Linked DNA regions of Homo sapiens: all the other regions are linked to region 3. Evidence: chromatin loops called from intact Hi-C (ENCODE). Cell type or tissue: PC-3. All regions are shown on one strand. Links, peaks and the distances in the headings refer to the core of each region. The heading gives the core; the rest is flanking DNA.

Evidence for each region. Peaks named below come from ENCODE experiments on the same cell type or tissue, not always from the same donor. Only the 100,000 strongest peaks of a DNase experiment are listed, where the experiment ranks them.
Region 1: it touches region 3 in a loop (7-fold over the local background); 26 of 110 quality-filtered maps call a loop at or near these places.
Region 2: it touches region 3 in a loop (28-fold over the local background); 76 of 110 quality-filtered maps call a loop at or near these places.

Annotation. Positions count from the first base shown.
Region 1 is chr10:80,055,828-80,062,851 of GRCh38, reverse strand. TMEM254-AS1 (TMEM254 antisense RNA 1) reads left to right here. Exons shown (of 4, transcript NR_027432.1): 2 at 1,919-2,036. Among named protein-coding and RNA genes, the nearest start is that of TMEM254, 19 kb to the left of the region's middle. In PC-3, for the core only: a CTCF peak has its summit at 3,835 (motif pointing left); a DNase peak (open chromatin) is centred at 3,861.
Region 2 is chr10:80,219,922-80,226,945 of GRCh38, reverse strand. No RefSeq gene overlaps it. Among named protein-coding and RNA genes, the nearest start is that of LINC00857, 16 kb to the right of the region's middle. In PC-3, for the core only: a CTCF peak has its summit at 4,107 (motif pointing right); a DNase peak (open chromatin) is centred at 4,105; H3K4me3 peaks cover 332 bases.
Region 3 is chr10:80,140,227-80,147,250 of GRCh38, reverse strand. It overlaps PLAC9 (placenta associated 9), which reads right to left. Exons shown (of 4, transcript NM_001012973.3): 2 at 5,072-5,169; 3 at 2,908-3,028; 4 at 1,892-2,351. The coding sequence ends at 2,341. Among named protein-coding and RNA genes, the nearest start is that of PLAC9, 11 kb to the right of the region's middle. In PC-3, for the core only: CTCF peaks have their summits at 2,296, 3,130 and 3,348 (motif pointing left); DNase peaks (open chromatin) are centred at 2,256, 2,750 and 3,330; H3K4me3 peaks cover 1,422 bases; H3K27ac peaks cover 1,168 bases.

The DNA of each region.
Region 1 (7,024 bases), core at 1,001-6,000, 84 kb after region 3:
CCCACAGCTTTGAGTTGTCTCACCTTCCTGGACCAAACCAATGTATTTCTTTCTTTTCCTGTTTTTTTTTTTTTGTTTGTTTGTTTTTGTTTTTGTTTTTTTGAGCAGAATCTTGCTCTGTCGCCCAGGCTGGAGTGCAGTGGCACAATCTCGGCTCATTGCAACCTCTGCCTCCCGGGTTCAATCGATTCCTGTGCCTCAGCCTACCTGGGAGCTGGGATCACAGGCGCATGCCACCATGCCCGGCGAATTTTTATATTTTTAGTAGAGACAGGGTTTTGCCATGTTGGCCAGGCTGGTCTTAAACTCCTGGCCTCAAGCAACCTGCCCACCTCAGCCTCCCAAAGTGCTGAGATTGCAGGCGTGAGGCACTGCACCTGGCCATATTTCTTAAATATACTTGATGGAATTATCATGTCTCCCTAAAATGTATAAAACTAAGCTGCACCCCGACCAGCTTGGGCACACGTTCTCAGGACATCCTGAGGGCTGTGTCACAGGCCATGTTCACTCATATTTGGCTCAGAATAAATCTCTTCAAATGTTTTACAGAGTTTGACTCTTTTCGTAGAGTCAACTGCGAACAAGACAAATTATCTCAGGTTGAGCATACTGTAGTTCATATGACAGACAACGGAATAATCAAAAAGAATTTACTAGAGGCAGCATAATAATGTTTTAATACAGGTTTCTATTTAGCACTTATGAGATTCTGTATTCAAAGATTACAAACAGAAATGTTCTCAGAGCATTGAATTAATGAATGAGGGGGCAGGGATAATCCACGAGGGTGTTGTAGTAGAAGGGAGGAAACCAGGGTGTGTTTGCCCTTCCTAAAAATCTTCAAATAATGATAATGATGATAATTAGATTTTGTGCAGAAATTTGACCTATATAACTTAAAATATATATATATATATATATATAATATGTATATATATCACTTTTCAAACATATATATCTATGTTTGGAAAGTGAATAGCTTATTTTTTTTTAAGAGGGAGTCTCCCTCTGTCACTCAGGCTGGAGTACATTGGCATGATTTTAGCTCACTGCAAACTCCATGCCCCGGCTCAAAGGATTGTCGTGCCTCAGCCTCTGAATAGCTGGGATTATAGGTGTGTGCCACTACACCCGGCTAATTTTTGTATTTTTAGTAGAGATGGGGATTTCGCCATGTTGGCCAGGCTGGTCTTGAACTTCACGCCTCAAGTAATCTGCCTGCCTCGACCTCCCAAAATGCTGGGATTACAGGCATGAGCCACCAGGCCCGGCCAGCAGTTAGCTTAAAAGTGGCACAAATTAAAAACATAATAAATGTTAGTTATTCTGTATTGTTACAATTTAGTGAAATAAGTTTTGTGATGTGAAAGAAGCAGACAAGTAGCTGAAATTCAGTTTGAGAAAATATAAATGTATTGAATAGTCAATTGACATAAAATCATCAACAAAATGTGTTGAAAGCCAATTTGCTGAATCACTGATTTGCCAAATTCACTGGTTTTGTCAAGCTTTAATAGTAATGATAAATAGCTTTACAAACATGTTTACTTTTGGTCATGAAGAAGGCAAATGCTACATTTTGAAGTAGGGAAACCAAAGGACTAAACTTGCTTTTGGACATTAAGTTAATGGAACTTTTAACATTCATTGTATCCAATGAATTCATTGTATCCAATGAATTCATTGTATCCAAAAAGTGGGGAAAAATGTCCCCAAAAGCTGGGAATTTCCTGCCCCCAACCCTGGAAAAAAAAAAAAAAAAAGAACACTTAAGGAAAACAAGATCATTTTACAGAACACTAGAATCTTACACACCTGTTGCTAATGATGTCTTTTTCATTTTAACCAGATAACCATTAAAATCAAATTGCCATGTTGATAACTTTGTTTTGGTCAAAGTGTTTTTTTTTTCCAGAGTCACTTGGAACTCTTCTGTGGCATCTGAAGCAGATGGACGAAGCCAAGAGGGCCGAGAGTATCTCAGCACCTAGAAATGGACAAGGCTGGTTATTAGAACAAAGATTTCGCAGGTGGTGAGTCTCAAAGGCGAAGCTGAATGGTAGTATAATTTTTTTTAAATTTTAATTATTAAAAAATATTTTTTGGAGGGGATAGAGTCTTGCTGTCACCCAGGCTGGAGTGCAGTGGCACTATCTCAACTCACTGCAACCTCCGACTCCCAGGTTCAAGCGATTATCATGCCTCAGCCTCCTGAGTAGCTGGGATTACAGGCATGTGCCACCATACCTGGCTAATTTTTGTATTTTTAGTAGAGACGGGGTTTTGCCATGTTGGTCAGGCCGGTCTCGAACTCCTGACCTGAAGTGATCCATCTGTCTTGGCCTCCCAAAATTCTGGGATTACAGATGTGAGCCACCACTCCTGGTCTGAATGGGAGTTTAATAGTAGTTAGGTCATGAAACTCCCTGCCAGGCATTCTAATACATTCTGACTTTGCTTTGCAGGTGATAATTGGGAGCTATGTATATATTTTTGTTTTGTTTTGTTTTGTTTTTTGATACAGAGTCTCGCTCTGTCGCCCAGGCTGGAGTGCAGTGGCAGGATCTCAGCTCACTGCAAGCTCCGCCTCCCGGGTTCACGCCATTCTCCTGCCTCAGCCTCCCAAGTAGCTAGGAATACAGGCGCCCGCCACCACGCCCGGCTAATTTTTTGTATTTTTAGCAGAGACGGGGTTTCACCGTGTTAGCCAGGATGGTCTCGATCTCCTGACCTCGTGATCCACCTGCCTCGGCCTCCCAAAGTGCTGGGATTACAGGCCTGAGCCACCTCGCCCGGCCAGGAGTTACGTATTTTTAAAAGTTCACCAGAACGTTGATTTTCAGAGACTGCATTTGTGCTATTCACAGCTGCATTGCAGGTCTCAATACATAGCACTCAGTATAAGCTGGGCCCTTACTGTTTCGCGATATTTTGAAAAAGGATTAAGGACTCAGTGGACATCCACCAAAGCCGAGCTTGATAAAGAATCTGGGCCAGGGCCGGGTGTGGTGGCTCACGCCTGTAATCCCACCACTTTGGGAGGCCGAGGTGGTTGGATCACGTGGTCAGGAGTTCGAGACTATCCTGGCTAACAGTGAAACCCCCGTCTCTATTAAAAATGCAAAAAAAAATTAGCCGGGCGTGGTGACGGGCACCTGTAGTCCCAGCTACTCAGGAGGCTGAGGCAGGAGAATTGCTTGAACCCGGGAGGTGGAGGTTGCAGTGAGCCGAGATCATGCTACTGCACTCCAGCCTGGGCAACAGAACAATACTCCGTCTCAAAAAAAAAAAAAAAAAAAAAAAAAAAAAAAAAAAAAGGAAAGAATCTCACACCTGTAAGTAACCCTGCACTTTGGGAGGCTGAGGTGGGCGGATCACCTGAGGTCAAGAGTTGGAGACCAGCCTGGCCAACATTGTGAAGCCCTGTTTCTACTAAAAATACAATTAGCCGGGCGTTGTGGCTTGCGCCTGTAATCCAAGCTACTCAGGAGGCTGAGATGGGATAATCGATTGAACCAGGGAGGCGGAGGTTGCAGTGAGCCGAGATCGCGCCACTGCACTCCAGCCTGGGCAACAGCAAGAAGAAAAAAAATCTGAAGTAGGGGAGCTTTCAAGGAAGACAAAGATTGGCTAACAATGTTCGATGACTTAGGAAAGAAGATTAACCGTATGATCGGGCAATTTAGGACCTGATTTGTTAACTTTTACCAATGATGTCTAAACAATGCAGTGAGAACAGAGAGACTGGAGTTGAGAAAAGAATGAAAAGAAAGAAAGTGAAGGTGCCTGGTAAAAATGTTTTTGGAAGCAGCTTGATGGGGGCGGACGGGGAAGGTCGCCACCTAGTGTGATTTCAAGGTTACTGAGAATAAAGCACGAGTGGGCGTGGTGGCTCAAGCCTGTAATCCCAGCGTTTGGGAGGCCAATGTGGGTGGATCACTTGAGCTCAGGAGTTCGAGACCGGCCTCGGCGAAGTTGCGTAAACCTAGTGTCTACAAAAAATACAAAAATTAGCTGGGTGTGGTGGCGCGTGCCTGTAATCCGAGCTACTCGCGAGACTGAGGCAGGAGAATTGCTTGAACCTGGGAGACGGAGCTTGCAGTGTGCCGAGATCCTGCCACTGTACTCCAGCCTGGGTGACAGAGCAAGACTCGGTCTCAAAAAATAATAAATCAACAACCACAAAGCGGGCCCGAATTACTGGGAAGACAAAAAAGCCAAAGAACTCAGCATAGGCCCAATCTAATTTTGGTTTGCTCTACTCTCTCAGTCGTTGATATTCTCCAAGACTTCCAGCTCCCAAAATATTTCTTCAACTACCCCAAAGCATCTGGCACTGCTTGAAAGGACCTGCTGGAGTCCCAGGATGAAAGGAGGTTATGTTAACCATCCTTGCGCGGAAATGAAGAAAACCACGAGTTGTTCCTCCTGCTTTTTCCTGTTTTTTTTTTCTGTTGTTGTTGTTGTTGTTGCAGAGGCGCGGTCCACCCTGGAATGAAGTGAGAAACCGAAATCATTTGGGGCTGTTTCCTTCCTGCAAGTCAGCCATTACCTTGCCCAATTCAAACTTTATTTTCACCTGCTTTAATTCCTGCTAGTTATTTTCCTCTTCTTAGAGTTTGACCTCAGGTAAATTAGCTAATCTCTCTGTGCTTCAGTAGTCATCTGTATAATAATATATATCTCCGTAAGGCACTGTAAGATTTAGGTAAGATAATGTCTGAAAACTCTGTTCTTTGGGCCGGCCATATAATGAGTCCTCATAAATTGTAGCAATTAGTTTAAGTAGAACGAAGAATATATGTATCACTCTGAATTAAGATGGATTAATATAAAACACTTGTCGAGGATGAGCTGCATTTTCCAAACCTGGAGGACAAAAAACCCTCCAAGTGTTATTACCTTATTCCACACATTTGGGAAAGTACAATGTCCTAGAGTTGTGAAAAAAGCAGAAAAGCCCACAGTTTCCTTGTCTGTAATATGGAGGTTTTGGTATCTCATAGGGTAGTTTTTAGAATAAGATGAATTAGCAAATGGTTTAATGTTTATAAAACATTAGTTTTATATCTTAGAATGTCCTTATTCAGTGTTAATCTCTGGTCACTCCTGCCTCCAATCTCAGTATTCTGTAAGCAATGATATATCAGGTGATGTGGATCTTCTGTGAGCCTGACAAGGCTTCCGTCCTCACAGAGCGTGCAGTCTATAAATGTGAAAGTGATGGCCACAGGCAGGAGGTTCAAGGTCAGACTGCCTGGGTCAGAGGCTCACTCTGTGCTCTAAACCTTTCTGTCCCCCTGTCTTCAAGTCTAAGTAGGATTAAAATAGGATGCACATTATAAGGGTGTTGTAGGGATTAAATAAGCAAATTGTTTTCACTGGGTGCTCATTGAGTGAATGGGATTTGAAAAGTTAGGTAAAGCCATCAAGAGGTGTGTCTAGGGCAAGGCTGTGCCTAGGGTGGGGCTGTGTCTGGGGCGGGGCTGTGTCTAGGGTGTGTGAGGGAGGGCGTCTCAGGGTTATGTTTGATGATTGCTGCTTCAGAGTTAATCACTTTATCATTCAGAACCTGGACTAGAGATTCATCTGAACTTCCAACGGTGAGTTTCTGTGGTGGACACCAAAGCGTGTTTCTTTTGCAGGAGGCTCCTTACCTAATGCATTAGTGTTTTGTATTAATAGGTGTTTGGGCTTTCACTTTTTTTTTTTTCTTTTGAGACAGGGTCTTACTCAGTTGCCCCGGCTGGAGTTGGGGAATCTTGGCTCACTGCAACCTCTGCCTCCTGGACTCAAAGCTATATTCTCCAGCCTCAGCCTCCCAAGTAGCTGGGACCACAGGCATGCACCACCACACCTGGCTAATTTTGGTTTTTTTGTAGAGACAGGGTTTTGCTATGTTGCCCAGGCTGGTCTCAAACTCCTGAACTCAAAGCAATCTGCTCACCTCAGCCTCACAAAGTGCTGGGATTACAGGCATGAGCCACCCTGCTAGGCCTGACTTTCACCTTTCAAAAGTTCAAGCTTGTAGGCTGGGAACAGCTGATTTCATCAGAGTAATTGTGTGTGGTTGCCGTATGGTAGAATTGGGTATAGGATTTTACTAGAGGCTCAGGTATTTAAATCTTAACCCATCATAGCATTAAGAGAGACTTTATATTTTAGAGATACATATGGATGTATTTTCGGGTGAATGACATGTCTGAGATTCACTTCAAAATAATGAGGGTGGGGTGTCAAGGAGATAAAATTGGCCAGGTATTGCTATATATTAAATTTCAGTGATAAGATCATCAGGCTAATTATACGCTTCCGTCTACTTTCCTGTATGGTTAAATGTAAACAGGGTGAATACTGAAAACAAAAACGTCCTCAAAGCAAAAGAGCTATACTGGAAGAATTGTAGAAATGGCCCTAGGCATTTTTTTCCCTTTTGTTCACAGATTTGATATTTCATGAAATTCAGAAATAATTTGGAGCTTTTCAAACCTGGGATATGGAAGAAACTGACACTCCTGTTCTCTGGGAAGGTGGGCTTGCAAAGTATGGGGATTCTGGATTTCTTTTTCTAGATGAGCCCTGGTTGAGAGAAGTCTCCGGTTAGTTCCAGCGGTGCCTTGTATCTTAATACGTTGTGTTTAATGAGTAATAACCTAAGTCAAAGGTGCCCCGATAATATACAGTGGGCCCAGAAGTCCACTGGGCTCATCACTATATTTCAGAGGCAAGAATCTGCATCAAAGAGCCCTGGAAGCAATCATGGCTCAACTGTGATGCCTTTAGAACATGAAGTCCTCCAAGAAGATGCCATAGGAATGGCCTCCATCCCAGGGCCTGGAGAGCAGCCAGAGACAAGAAGAGTAGCCCAGGAGGGCACTGGCAGTCAGTGCTACACTGTGGCCTGTCAGTCTCAGAGCCAGGATTTAATCACTGGCAGGCAGGCTCCAGAGGTCCTGCTCCTCACTGTGGGTCTATGGCCATACAAAGCAAGTTGGTTTGGTTGCTGTTTTTACTATAGGAA
Region 2 (7,024 bases), core at 1,158-6,157, 80 kb before region 3:
CCTCAATTCTTGCCTCCTCAGCAGAAAGAATTTGACCAACAGCATAATACGGCAGAATGAGAGACCAAGGCAAGTTTTAGAGCAGAAGTGAAAGTTTATTAAAAAACTAGGCCAGGCTCGGTGGCACATGCCTGTAATCCTAGCACTTTGGGAGGCCGAGGCGAGCAGATCACATAAGTCAGGAGTTTGAGACCAGTCTGGCCAACATGGTGAAACCCCATCTCAACTAAAAATACAAAAAAAAAAAAAATTAGCTGGGCATGGTGGCAGGTACCTGTAATCCCAGCTGCTCATGAGGCTGAGGCAGGAGAATCACTTGAACACGGGAGGCAGAGTTCGCAGTGAGCTGAGATTGCACCGCTGCACTCCAGCCTGGGCAACAGAGCAAGACTCCCTCTCAAAACAACAACAACAACAACAACAACAACAACAAACTTTAGAGCAGGACTAAGAGGAAGTAAAGTACACTTGGAAAAGGGCCAGGGGGCGACTTGAGAGATCAAGTGCACTGTTTGACCTTTGACTTGGGGTTTTATCTGTTGACATAGTTCCAGGGTTGTACATCCCTTCTCCCCTGATTCTTCCCTGGGAGTGGGCTGTCCACGTGTGCAGTGGTCTGTCCACGTGTGCAGTGGTCTGCTAGCAGTTGGGCGGTGAGCACGCAGTGTGTTTACTGGAGTTGTGTGCATGCTCACTTGAGGCATTCTTCCCCTACCAGGTGAATGTCCCTAGAAGTTAAACTCCACCATTTTGCCTCTTAGTGTGCATGCTTGAGCCCACTCACCCAACTCCTGAGATCTTATCGGGAAGCTGCTGATCACCAGTTTCAAGTTTGTTCTATCTATTAGGAGACGGCCTTTCCCTGGTGCAGGCTGCGACCCATTATTAGAGACAGTTTAACAATTGCCTGATGGTTGGTGACATTACTGGTGGGGGGGTGGGGGTCGAGCCCTCTCCTGCCCTGCTCATGCCTGACTAGCTACCTGTAACAATAGGAACTCACATACTTTTGACACGAGTTTAAATTAGTGCAACCTCTTTGGATAACAAATCGTGATGATCTATAAAGTTGGAAATGTACACCCTCTACAATCCAAGAGTTTCATCCCTGGGTATGTAATTGACAGAAATGCATGCATGGCTGGTTATAGTGGCTTATGCCTGTAATCTCAGAACTTTAGGAGGCTGAGGCGGGAGGATTGCTTGATCCCAGGAGTTCAAAACCAGCCTGGGCAACGTGGCAAAATCTCGCCTCTACAAAAAGATACGAAAATTAGTCAGGCATGGTGGTACATGCTTGCAGTCTCAGCTACTCAGGAGGCTGAGAGGGGAGGAGCGATTGAACCCAGAAGGTCAAAGCTGCAAGGAGCTGTGATCATGCCACTGCACCCCTGCCTGGGTGACAGTCTCAGGGTCTTTTGAGACAGACTCTGTCTCAAAAACAAAAAAGAAAGAGGAAGAAGAAGAAGGAGAAGGAGAAGGAGAAGGAGAAGGAGAAGAAGAAGAAAAGAAGAAAAGAAGAAGAAGAAGAAGAAGAAGGAGAAGGAGAAGGAGAAGGAGAAGGAGAAGGAGAAGAAAAGAAAAGAAGAAGAAGAAGAAGAAGAAGAAGAAGAAGAAGAAGAAGAAGAAGAAGAAGAAAAAATGTATGCATATGGATGTCCAAGCCAGAAAAACAAATAAACCTGGAGACAATGGGAAATAATTTAAATGTCCATCAACAGTAGAATGTTGTAAACAAAATATACAATAATGTGTAAATAAATTATAGAATACTTTAAAGGTAATTACATGGTTCCATTTCTTAAAGTTGGTGGATCCTACAACACAGGTGTTTGTTTCATTCTTCCTTCAAGAAGTCTTTCCAACTCCTCTGTCCCTTCCCTTGACCAGAAGTCACAGGTGGACAGGCGCTTAAAGATCAGGAACTTACCCTTCGGCTTCACAAACAAGGGGACGAGGGAAGGAGACACATGTCAGGACTTCCCTTGAAACCCTCCTCTTTGTCTGCATAGGATGCCCTCCTCTTTTCCTTCTCAGTAACTGTCTGTCAACATCCTCTTCATCTTTTAAGGCCCTTCCTTGGGATCCTTAGAGGGCACCCTGGTCCATCTACCTGTTGAGAAAACTGAAGTTCAGAGAGGTTGAAGGGTGAACCTAAGGCATGTAGTCATTGAGAGGCAGCCTTGGCTCTCTGGAATCTGTGCTCTCTTTATCAGCAATATCCGGTGCTAATTTATGTCTGTACCCATGGCACACTTGAAGACAGTTCCTTATAAACAGGAGGTGCTCAGTAAATGCCACCTCCTCCCTCTGGGTCTTTACTGAATTTAAACAAGAGCTTCCAGTGAAATAAAAGAGGATACAAACAAATGGAAGAACATTCCATGCTCATGGGTAGGAAGAATCAATATCGTGAAAATGGCCATACTGCCCAAGGTAATTTATAGATTCAATGCGATCCCCATCAAGCTACCAATGACTTTCTTCACAGAATTGGAAAAAACTACTTTAAAGTTCATATGGAACCAAAAAAGAGCCTGCATCGCCAGGTCAATCCTAAGCCAAAAGAACAAAGCTGGAAGTGTCATGCCACCTGACTTCAAACTATACTACAAGGCTACAGTAAGCAAAACAGCATGGTACTGGTACCAAAATAGAGATATAGATCAATGGAACAGAACAGAGCCCTCAGAAATAATGCCACATATCTAAAACTATCTGATCTTTGACAAACCTGAGAAAAACAAGCAATGGGGAAAGGATTCCCTATTTAATAAATGGTGCTGGGAAAACTGGCTAGCCATATGTAGAAAGCTGAAACTGGATCCCTTCCTTAGACCTTATACAAAAATTAATTCAAGATGGATTAAAGACTTAAACGTTAGACCTAAAACCATAAAAACCCTAGAAGAAAACCTAGGCATTACCATTCAGGACATAGGCATGGGCAAGGACTTCATGTCTAAAACACCAAAAGCAATGGCAACAAAAGCCAAAATTGACAAATGGGATCTTATTAAACTAAAGAGCTTCTGCACAGCAAAAGAAACTACCATCAGAGTGAACAGACAACCTACAAAATGGGAGAAAATTTTCGCAACCTACTCATCTGACAAAGGGCTAATATCCAGAATCTACAATGAATTCAAACAAATTTACAAGAAAAAAACAAACAACCCCATCAAAAAGTGGGCGAAGGATATGAACAGACACTTCTCAAAAGAAGACATTTATGCAGGCAAAAAACACATGAAAAAATGCTCATCATCACTGGCCATCAGAGAAATGCAAATCAAAACCGCAATGAGATACCATCTCACACCAGTTAGAATGGCGATCATTAAAAAGTCAGGAAACAACAGGTGCTGGAGAGGATGTGGAGAAATAGGAACACTTTTACACTGTTGGTGGGACTGTAAACTAGTTCAACCATTGTGGAAGTCAGTGTGGCGATTCCTCAGGGATCTAGAACTAGAAATACCATTTGACCCAGCCATCCCATTACTGGGTATATACCCAAAGGACTATAAATCATGCTGCTATAAAGACACATGCACACGTATGTTTATTGCGGCATTATTCACAATAGCAAAGACTTGGAACCAACCCGAATGTCCAACAATGACAGACTGGATTAAGAAAATGTGGCACATATACACCATGGAATACTATGCAGCCATAAAAAATGATGAGTTCATGTCCTTTGTAGGGACATGGATGAAATTGGAAATCATCATTCTTAGTAAACTATCGCAAGGACAAAAAACAAAACACCGCATGTTCTCACTCATAGGTGGGAATTGAACAATGAGAACACATGGACACAGAAAGGGGAACATCACACTCTGGGGACTGTTGTGGGGTGGGGGGAGGGAGGAGGGATAGCATTAGGAGATATACCTAATGCTAAATGACGAGTTAATGGGTGCAGCACACCAACATGGCACATGTATACATATGTAACTAACCTGCACAATGTGCACATGTACCCTAAAACTTAAAGTATAATAATAATAATAAAATAAAATATAATAAAAAATAAACAAGAGCTTTATAAAACTGTTTACTTTGATGCTGCTAACGTAGAAAATGACCGGCAGGTGGCAGCATTTAGCTTTCCTAGCTCTCAACTTTGCAATTGCCGGTTTAAGGCGAGAAAAGTTGGTTTTTCTTTTCCATTCTCCGAACTCTGCTTGTTGTCAATGCCTGCCAAATGCCCACTGCTCCCATTGGAAGCCTCATCCTACTACCCCCTTGCTGAAAAAGCATCTTGAGCATCTGCAGAAGCTCCAGTTTGAGACCTGGTGGCAGGAGGGGGTACATGGACATGCAATGAGAATATGAACGCTTTTTTTTTTTTTTTTTTTGAGATGGAGTCTCACTCTGTCACCCAGGCTGGAGTAGACTGGCGCAATCTCAGCTCACTGCAACCTCTGCCTCGTGAGTTCAAGCGATTCTTCTGCCTCAGCCTCCTGCTTAGCTGAGATTACAGGCGCCCGCCACCATGCCTGGCTAATTTTTGTATTTTTAGTACAGATGAGGTTTTACCATGTTGGCCAGGCTGGTCTTGAACTCCTGACGCTCAGGTGATCCGCCCACCTTGGCCTCCCAAAGTGCTGGGATTACAGGCGTGAGCCACCGCGACTGGCCAAACATGAAAGCTTTTCCTCTCCACAGAGCCCAGTGAAATGCTGATTCTCACCACAGCCCTGGGATACCATGGGCTGCAAAGCCATCTTAGGGCTCTGCTTTTCAGCTGGGGAAACAGACTCCAAAAGGCAAAGCGATGAGCTCAAATTCACAACAAGTTCAGATTTTCTGATTTGCAACTCTGTGCACTTTCCTGCGTTAGTTCTCTAAGGTGAAATCTACCCTGAAGGCATGTTCTGCCTATATGTGTGGAAAGGAGGCCAGAAAGATTTTTAAAAACCAAAATGCTACATGGTAAATAATAAAGGAACAGCAGAGAAAAGAGTGTTGGGGCTCAGAGGAGCAGACTGCACCATTCAGGGCTGGGGTGGGTGAGAAATTACGGAGTCAGAACTGAGCTGTTGAAAACAGGGGAGCTCTCACCCTTAAAAACAGTCAAGACATGCACAAGAAAAGGAGCAATGGTGGAAATTCTAGATCAGGATGGCAAACGTATGGCTTGGGGCTGCTACTCTCTTTCACCCTACCCTGTCACCCGGCCCGCACGTGCATGACAGACATCAGTAATCAATCATGGGATTCTTTCCCCTTGAGCTCAGGGCCTGACCAGAATCCACTGTGCACAGTGCGCCAGGTTTCCTCTACCAACTCGTAGGAGATGTCACCAGAGGAAGCCTGTTGCTCCTCCTCACCCTGCCCTATTGCCTCCCTCATGGCCACATTTATTGTGCACTTACTGTGTTGGAGGAGTTGTGCTGAGCTCTTTACACACACCTTCCATTTAATTCACTTACCATATTCTTGGGAGTTAGGCATCCTTCTGGTTTTACACATAAGGAAAATGGGGTGTTAAAAGCCTCATAATGCAGAGCCAGGATTCAAATCCAAGCCCACCTGTCTCCAAAGCCCAGCCTGGGAAACTGCTAGATAGGTGGGATAAGCCAGTATGGAAGCAGGCCTGTGGTTTGGGCCTTGTTTAGGCCTGAAGATCAAGACTAACTAGGCTGCAGTGGAGCCTGAGGTCCAGAGAACAGAGGACACTAAAGATGCTTTTGTTTGTTCATTCATTCCTCAACCCACGTTTATTAAGTCCCTGCTACATGCCAGACACCTTGTAGATCCTGGGGGTATAGTGGTCAAACAAGAGAGACAGAACACCCCACCCTCAATCAGGGGAGACTAAGAAATAAGTCAGTCAAATGCATTGTATGTCAGGTGATGTATGTGCTAAGGGGAAAAATGAAGGCTAGAGAGTGGTGGAGAGAGCCACATAGAGCTATATGTGGACTCAGGCCTAGGAGATAAGGGAAGGGATGACTTAGGGGCCTGAGCTTCTTGGAGTGACTGATGCATATCGAGATAAAGGCCCTAAGAAGACGGGTCCTGATGCTCTCAGGGAAAATAACGATGTTGGGGGGTGTCTATGGTGGGGGAGGAAGGAGGGATTGCCAGGAACACATGGAGTTCCAGGGGCCTTCTTCACTCTGACAATGACAATGTGGCCGAGGGAGGGGGAGTCTTACCCTGAATACTCCTAGCTCCTGGACTCTCTCCTTACTCTGGCAGATGTGGGATGGAGGCAGAAAGTCCCACTCATGTGTCATACATTTTTTGAGAATCTAACGAAATAAATTTCGCCAGGTGCAGTGACTCAAGCCTGTAATCCCAGCACTTTGCGAGGCCGAGGCAGGTGGGTCACCTGAGGTCAGGAGTTTGAGACTAGCCTGGCCAACATGGTGAAACCCCATCTCTACTAAAAATACAAAAATTAGCTGGGCATGGCCTGTAGTCCTAGCTACTCGGGAGCCTGAGGCAGGAGAATTGCTTGACTCTGGGAGGCGGGGGTTTCAGTGAGCCAAGATCACTCCACTGCACTCCAGCCTGGGCAACAGAGTGAGACTCTGTTTCAAAATACAATACAATATAATACAATACAATACAATACAATACAGTACAGTACAGTACAGTACAGTACAGTACAGTACAATAAAAACATGACATGTTAAAAAAAAAAAAAAAAGACCGGGCTTGGTGGCTCCTGCCTGTAATCCCAGCACTTTGGGAGGCCGAGGCGGGTGGGTCACCTGAGGTCAGGAGTTCAAGACCAGCCTGACCTACATGGTGAAACTTCATCTCTACTAAAAATACAAAAATTAGCTGGGTGTGGTGGCAGGAGCCTGCAATCCGAGCTACTCAGGAGGCTGAGGTAGGAGAATTGCTTGAACCCAGGAGGCGGAGGTTGCAGTGAGCTGAGATGGTGCCACTGTACTTCAGCCTGGGCGACAAGAGCAAAACTCCATCTCAAAAATAAATAAGAAAAATAAATAAATAAATTTCATTCCTCTGCCCACTGCCAGTATCCAGCCCCGCTGAT
Region 3 (7,024 bases), core at 1,202-6,201:
TGTCTCAACCTGCTAGAGGGCATCTATGAATAAGCCACAGCTAATATTGCAGGTGGGAATGTAAAATAGTACAGCTGCAATACAAAAGAGTTTGGTGGTTCTTCAAAAAGTTAAACGTAAGAGTTACCATGTGACTCAGCAATTTCATTCCTACATATAGACCCAAAACAAATTAAAAAACAAATATTCACACAAAAACTCATACGGATGTTCATAGCAACATTATTCATGATAGCTAAAAAATGCAAACAACCCAAATGTCCCTCAATTGTCGAATAAATGAATAAAATGTGGGCCAGGTGTGGTGGCTCACACCTGTAATCCCAGCACTTTGGGAGGCTGAGGCGGGTGGATCAAGAAGTCAGAAGTTCAAGACCAGCCTGACCAACATGGTGAAACCCTGTCTCTACTGAAAATACAAAAATTAGCCAGGCGTGGTGGTGTGCACCTGTAATTCCAGCTACCCAGGAAGCTGAGGCAGGAGAATTGCCTGAACCCGGGAGGCAGAGGTTGCAGTGAGCTGAGATCATGCCACTGCACTACAGCATGGGTGACAGAGCGAGACTCTGTCTAAAAAAATAAAAGAATAAAATGTGGTATATTCATACAATGAAACATTATTCATCCGTAAGAAGGAATTAAGTACCGATACATGCTACAATACAGATGGCCCTTGAAAACATTATGCTCAGAGAAAGAAGCCAGATACAGCTAGACTACGTATTGTGTGATTCTACCTACAGTACTACCCCCTTACCTTCAGGGGATAAATTTCAATACCCCTAGCAGATGCCTGAAACCACAATAGTATCTAATCCTATTATACTATGTTTTTTCCTATGCATGCATACCTATGAAGTTTAATTTATAAATTAGGCACCATAAGAAATTAGCAACGATAGCTAAGAATAAAATAGAACAATTAGAACAATATGCCAGCTTCTGTGAAGGGAGAGTTGTGTGAAAAACAACAACCATATGCCAGCAGCACTGCTCTTGCACTTTGGGTCTTGATTAAGAGAAAGAAGTGTTGCTGGAACACAAGCACTGTGATACTGTGGCCATTGATCTGGTAACTGAGAAGGCTGCTAAGTGACTAACAGGCAGGAAGTGTAGACGGCGTGGACCATGCTGGACAAAGGGAGCATTCACATCCGGGGCGGGATGAAGTGGGATGGCAAGAGATTTCATCACGCCACTTAGAATGATGTGCAATTGAAAACTCATATATTGTTTATTTCTGGAGTTTAATATTTTAGGACTGTGGTTGACTGCAGGTAACTGAAACCATGGAAGGTGAAACCACAGATAAAGCCGGACTACTGTATTTAAAATGTCCAGAATAGGCAAGTTCGTGAAGACAGAGATCAGTGGTTTCCAGTGGGGTGTGGGGAGCGGGAATGGGATGTGACTGCTTAATAGATACACAGTTTCTTTCTAGAGAGAGAACAATGTTCTGGAACTGGTGGTGATGACTGCACAACTTCTGAATGTACTGGAAGCCACTGCATTTGTACAATTTTTTTTCTTTTTCTTTTTTTTTTTTTTGAGACAAGGTCTCACTGTCTCCCAGGCTGGAGTGCAGTGGCATGATCATGGCTCACCACAGCCTTGACCTCCAGGGCTCAGGTGATCCTCCCACCTCAGCCTCCTGAGTAGCTGGGACTACAGGCACGTGCCACTATGCCCGGCTAATTTTTGTATTTTTTTGTAGGGATGGGGTTTCACCATGTTGCCCAGGCTGGTCTCAAACTTCTGGGCTCAAGTGATCCTCCTACCTTGGCCTCCCAAAGGGCTAGGATTATAGGTGTAAGCCACCGCCCCCAGCCTTGTACAATTTAAAATGGTTAAAATGATGAATTTTACATTGAATTTCACTTCATAGGAAAAATTTTTAAAAACAACAACAAACCACTTTAATGGACACATAAAATCCCTGGGGGTCTCATTGCAATGCAGATTTGGATTAAACAGTCTGGGTGGGTCCTGAGACCCTGATCCCCTTGCTTTTCACCTATGGCCACATTTTGAGAAGCAAGGCCACTCAAAGGGCCCCCATCTGTGTGAATCAACCCCTGCTCCATCTGCCCCTATAAATGACAGGAGTGGGGGTGTCCCCAGGTCTGAGCCTGGAGGGGGTTGCAGGCTTCCTCCAGGCATGGAAGTGGAGTGAGAGGAGGCTGTAGTTAAACGGGTTACTCTGTCAGCAGACACAGAGGAGACCAGAATAGCTTTTATTTCACATGAAGCTAAGGAAGGAAGTCGAGAGGACAGGGCTGGTTCTGTGGGCGCTGCCTGGCAGGTGCACCACCTCCAACTGCTGGGCTCCAGCTCCAGGGCTCAGAAGCCATCTGAAAGAAAGCAGAGGCCCCCAGTGAGCAAGCTGGGGTGCCGCAGAGTACCTGCCCCCGTGGTGCCCAGCAGTTCCTTCCCTTCCCTCCCCGGCCCCCAGGAACTACTGCGCGCGGGACACAAGGATCAAGGAGAGAGCAGAGTGCAACCCCAACCCTGCCTGATCAGTGGGGACGCCCGTCTTCCCTGCGAGAGTTTTGGGGTGGAACAGGAGTGGCTGCTCAGGGGAAAATTAAAGGAGCTGAGAAGCTCCAGTCGTGAGAAGGCTAATGAAGGAGGCAGTTTCTCCGCGCAGGGGTTGTGCTGAGATGGCATCTAGGGCCGGCTCTTCCAGAACCTCATTTGACACTGGGCGGCAGCCACCGGGTGTGGCAGGTGGGGCGGGGCGGGCGGGGAGCAGGGATGATGCCGTCCCGCTTCCGTCCCCAGGGAGCGCTGGGGCCCTCCCTGCCAGCCAGGCTACACCTGTGCAGTGGAGCAGCCGTCCCTGTCTCGCCTGCCCAGCGCCAGATGACAGCCGCCCAGAGGCTGTCCTCTGCCACCTGCACTGCTCACCTCCGAGAAGGTCGGGAGCGGGGCTGAAGGGTCCCGGGGGCAGGTTCCAGGCCAGCTCCTCCAGCAGGCCCAGCAGGCCTTTCACCTCTGTCCCCAGGTGATCCACGGTCTTCTCTACCATCTAGAGTGGGAAGTGGGGTAAAGTCGAGGACAGAAGTGGTTCCACGTTCCGCTTCATCAGCTAGGTCCTAAGAGAGCAGCTGGCGGTCCAGTGCGGTGCAGTGGGAAAGGACTGGGCGCTAAGTGACCTGGGTTTTCCTCACTCAGGCTCTGCCCCTACCTGCCTCAGTTTCCCCAGATGACAATATCCTAGGGGGCTTGCTCTCTAAGGCTCCTTCTTTTTTGGCACTTAGTCACAGATTTGGATGAAGCGCCTGTAGAATACCTTCTCCCTTTTGGACTTTGCAGCCTGGAGCTCACATTCCTTTTGTTGTTCCGCCCCCTGGTGGTATCTCTGCCAAATGACAGGTTTGGGATTCTGAAATTTACTGAGTTCTTAATGGTTTTTCCCTGTGTATGCCATGGACCCCATTGGCAGTGTGGTGAAGCCTACAGACCTCTTCTCAGAATAATGCCTTAAATGCAAAAAATAAAACATATAGAATTACTAAGGGCACCAATTGCATTAAAATATTATTCAAGTATTAGGCCGGGCGTGGTGGCTCACGCCTGTAATCCCAGCACTTTGGGAGGCCAAGGGGGGCAGATCATCGGAGGTCAGGAGTTCAAGATCAGCCTAGCCAACGTGGCGAAACCCTGTCTCTACTAAAAATACAAAAAGAAGCCGGGCATGGTGGTGCGCGTCTGTAGTCTCAGCTACTCGGGAGGCTGAGGCAAGAGAATCACTTGAACCGGGAGGTGGAGGTTGCAGTGAGCCGAGATCACACCATTGCACTCCAGCCTGGGTGACAGAGTGAGACTCTGCCTCAAAAAAAAAAAAAAAAAAAAAAAAAATTCAAGTATTTAAAATTAAACTTTTTGGCCCAGCATGGTGGCTCACGCCTGTAATCCCAGCACTTTGGGAGGTTGAGGCGAGATCACTTGAGGTCAGGAGTTTGAGACTAGCCTGGCCAACATGGTGAAACCCCATCTCTACCAGAGGTACAAAAAATTAGCCGGGCATGGTAAGTACAAAAAATTAGCTGGGCATGGTGGTGCATGCCTGTAGTCCCAGCTACTCGGGAGGTTGAGGCATGAGAATCACTGGAACCTGGGAGGCAGAGGTTGCAGTGAGCCAAGATTGTACCATGGGCTCCAGCCTGGGTGACAGGGCAAGACTCTGTCAAAAAAAAATTTAAATTTTTGATGTAATATATGTATTGGCCGGGCACAGTGGCTCATGCCTGTAATCCCAGCACCTTGGGAGGCCGAGGTGGGCAGATGGCTTGAGCTCAGGAGTTCGAGACCAGCCTGGGCAACATAGCAAAACCTTGCCTCTACAAAATAAATACAGAAATTAGCTAGGCATGGTGGCACATGTGTCTGTAGTCTCAGCTACTTGGGAGACTGAGGTGGGAGGATTGCTTGAGCCTGGGAGGTGGAAGTTGCAGTGAGCCGAGACTGCACCACGGCACTCCAGCCTGGTAGACAGACAGAGACCCTGCCTCAAAAAAAATAAAATGTATTTATTAACTCACTAAATCACATGATTTAACATCAGGCCTAATAACAACTGAAATTTTGACATAAGGAAGGATAAAAATTATATGTTGAGATATTCATAACTAGAAGATGAAATTATCTGGATTTCTATTGATGACAAAGTTATAGTACTGTTAATACCACGGCTCGCTGTTTGTATTTATGATGAATGAGAATGCTCAATTTCAGTTAAAGGCTTGTGACAATAAAGATGTAAACTTTTCCCCACACAAGTTAGGAATCGTGGCTATATAACAAAACAGTGACTGAATTTCCACCTTCCCATCCAGTAATGATGTTGAAATATCCGGGTGGGGGTAAGCAAGGCCTTAGGGGAGGCAGGGTCCACTGGGGGCTGGGCAGCCCGGCAGCCTAGATGGGAGGGTGATGTTGGACGAGGTGGCCACAGGGCAGGATCGGCCCGGATGTCCTCACATTCCAAAGCAAGCTTGCATCTGCCCATAAAAACACCATCCTAGAAGGTGGTCCTGAACTCGCATGTCCTTCCAAACCACCCTGTTACCTCCTCCATGACATCTAGACGGCGTTGCACAGCCATGTGTCTGTCACACGCTGTGCTCTGAGCTGAGTCTCCTCGCGGAGGGCTGAAGGGTTCGGCAGCTGTGGGAAAACAAGTCTTGTCACTGTGGGACCCTTAGTTTTCCATAATGCCAGAGACTCCTGTAAACACTGGGCTCAAATGAGGTCAGTCCTCAAAGCAAACTCAGGAGCAAGCGGAGGACGGCCCAGGTGGGGGTCAGTGTGCGAGTGTCAGCCATCTCAATCCCACCAGTCTCTACAGCCACAGTCACCTACAGACCCAGATGAACTTCCTCAAGGAGGTGAAGCCCAGGGAGGAAGGGAGGATGGGCTTCAGCCAGGCAGAATGGCACCTGCAACAATGGAGAGGTCTGAAAGAGCAGGGCTCACTGTGCAAAACCTGCAGGGAGCCCGCGGTGGCTGGAGATACAGGGTGGGCGGGAGAGAGAGACTGGAGAGGGAAGTCCTGGAAATGAAGCCAAGGGGGCAGAGCTTTAACCCAGGGGCTTTAATAAACCAGTTCTGATGCTTGTTTGTTTTTTTGTGTGTTTGTTTGTTTGTTTTGAGATGGAGTCTCGCTCTGTCGCCCAGGCTGGAGTGCAATGGTGCGATCTCAGCTCACTCCAACCTCCGCCTCCTGGGTTCAAGCGATTCTCCTGCCTCAGCCTCCTGAGTAGCTGGGATTACAAGCACCTGCCACCACGCCCTGCTAATTTTTGTATTTTTAGCAGAGACAGGGTTTCACCATGTTGGTCAGCCTGGTCTCAAACTCCTGACCTCAGGTGATCCACCCGCCTCAGCCTTCCAAAGTGCTGGGATTACAGGTGTAAGCCACCAAGCCAGGCCAAGGGGGGTTATTTTAACAGAAAAGTCACAGAGCCAAACATGAATTTTTTAAATATAGGGAATAGATTGGAGGGAGATGCCTTTGAAGGCAGGAGGTTACTGCAGCAATCAGGATAAGAGGGGTGAAGGAGAAGTGATGAGCAGAGGCAGGAGCTGTAGGAATAGTGAGGAAGAAAATGAAAGGAGATATTTCAGTAGCAGCGTTGACACTGGGAACCCGTTAGTAACAGCTGGCATGTGATGAGTGCTTACCATGCACCATGTAGGGTGCTAACTTAACCTCTCCAACAACCTGTTGTTATGCCCAATCTACACGTAGGAAAACTGATGCACAGAAGGGTGAAAGGATGTGTCCAAAGTCACTACTCATAAGCAGAGGACTCATGAGGCCAAGAAGAGGGCCAATAAATTGGGAGAAATGGGGGCTGAAGAGGCTGGAGGTCTTAGGAATCACAGGAGGAACAAGAGGTAAAGAATATTGCAATTTTAGCCAGGCATGGTGGCTCACACCTGTAATCCCAGCACTTTGGGAGGGCGAGGTAGGCGCACGAGGTCAGGAGATTGAGACCATCCTGGCTAACATGGTGAAACCCCTCTCAACTCTTGATTCACCATTGTTCTCCTTGAGTTAGCTCTTCCAGGCACCATCAACCCTCAGAGCAGAAGTCTCAGAGCCCTGATGCCGAGCTTGGGTTTCAGAGTTGGTAACCCTGAGATGCCTGTGGGGCATCAGGGTTGGCTGGAACCTTGGAGAACGCTGACACTCAGGAAGGAGGGTGCTGCCCCAGAAGTCAAGAGAAGCCAAGAGCTTTACAGATTCTGCAGAGGATGAAAAGCGTCAGCAGGGCCGAAAGCAGCGGAGAGGTCTAGCAAGATAAGGACTGGAAAGAGAGCACAGAAAGGCCCTGCTAAATTTCACCCCAGCACTTTTAGGAGTGGTGGAAAAGCAGAGTTTGGATTACCATGAGATGAGGAGGGAAGGTGAGGTTGGGGGTGGAAACTTGGATTCTGGAAAATTTCACGAAGCTTGGCTGTGAAGGAAGGGAGATTGGATCGCAAGGTCTAGAGGAGTATTTATGGTTGTCATTTT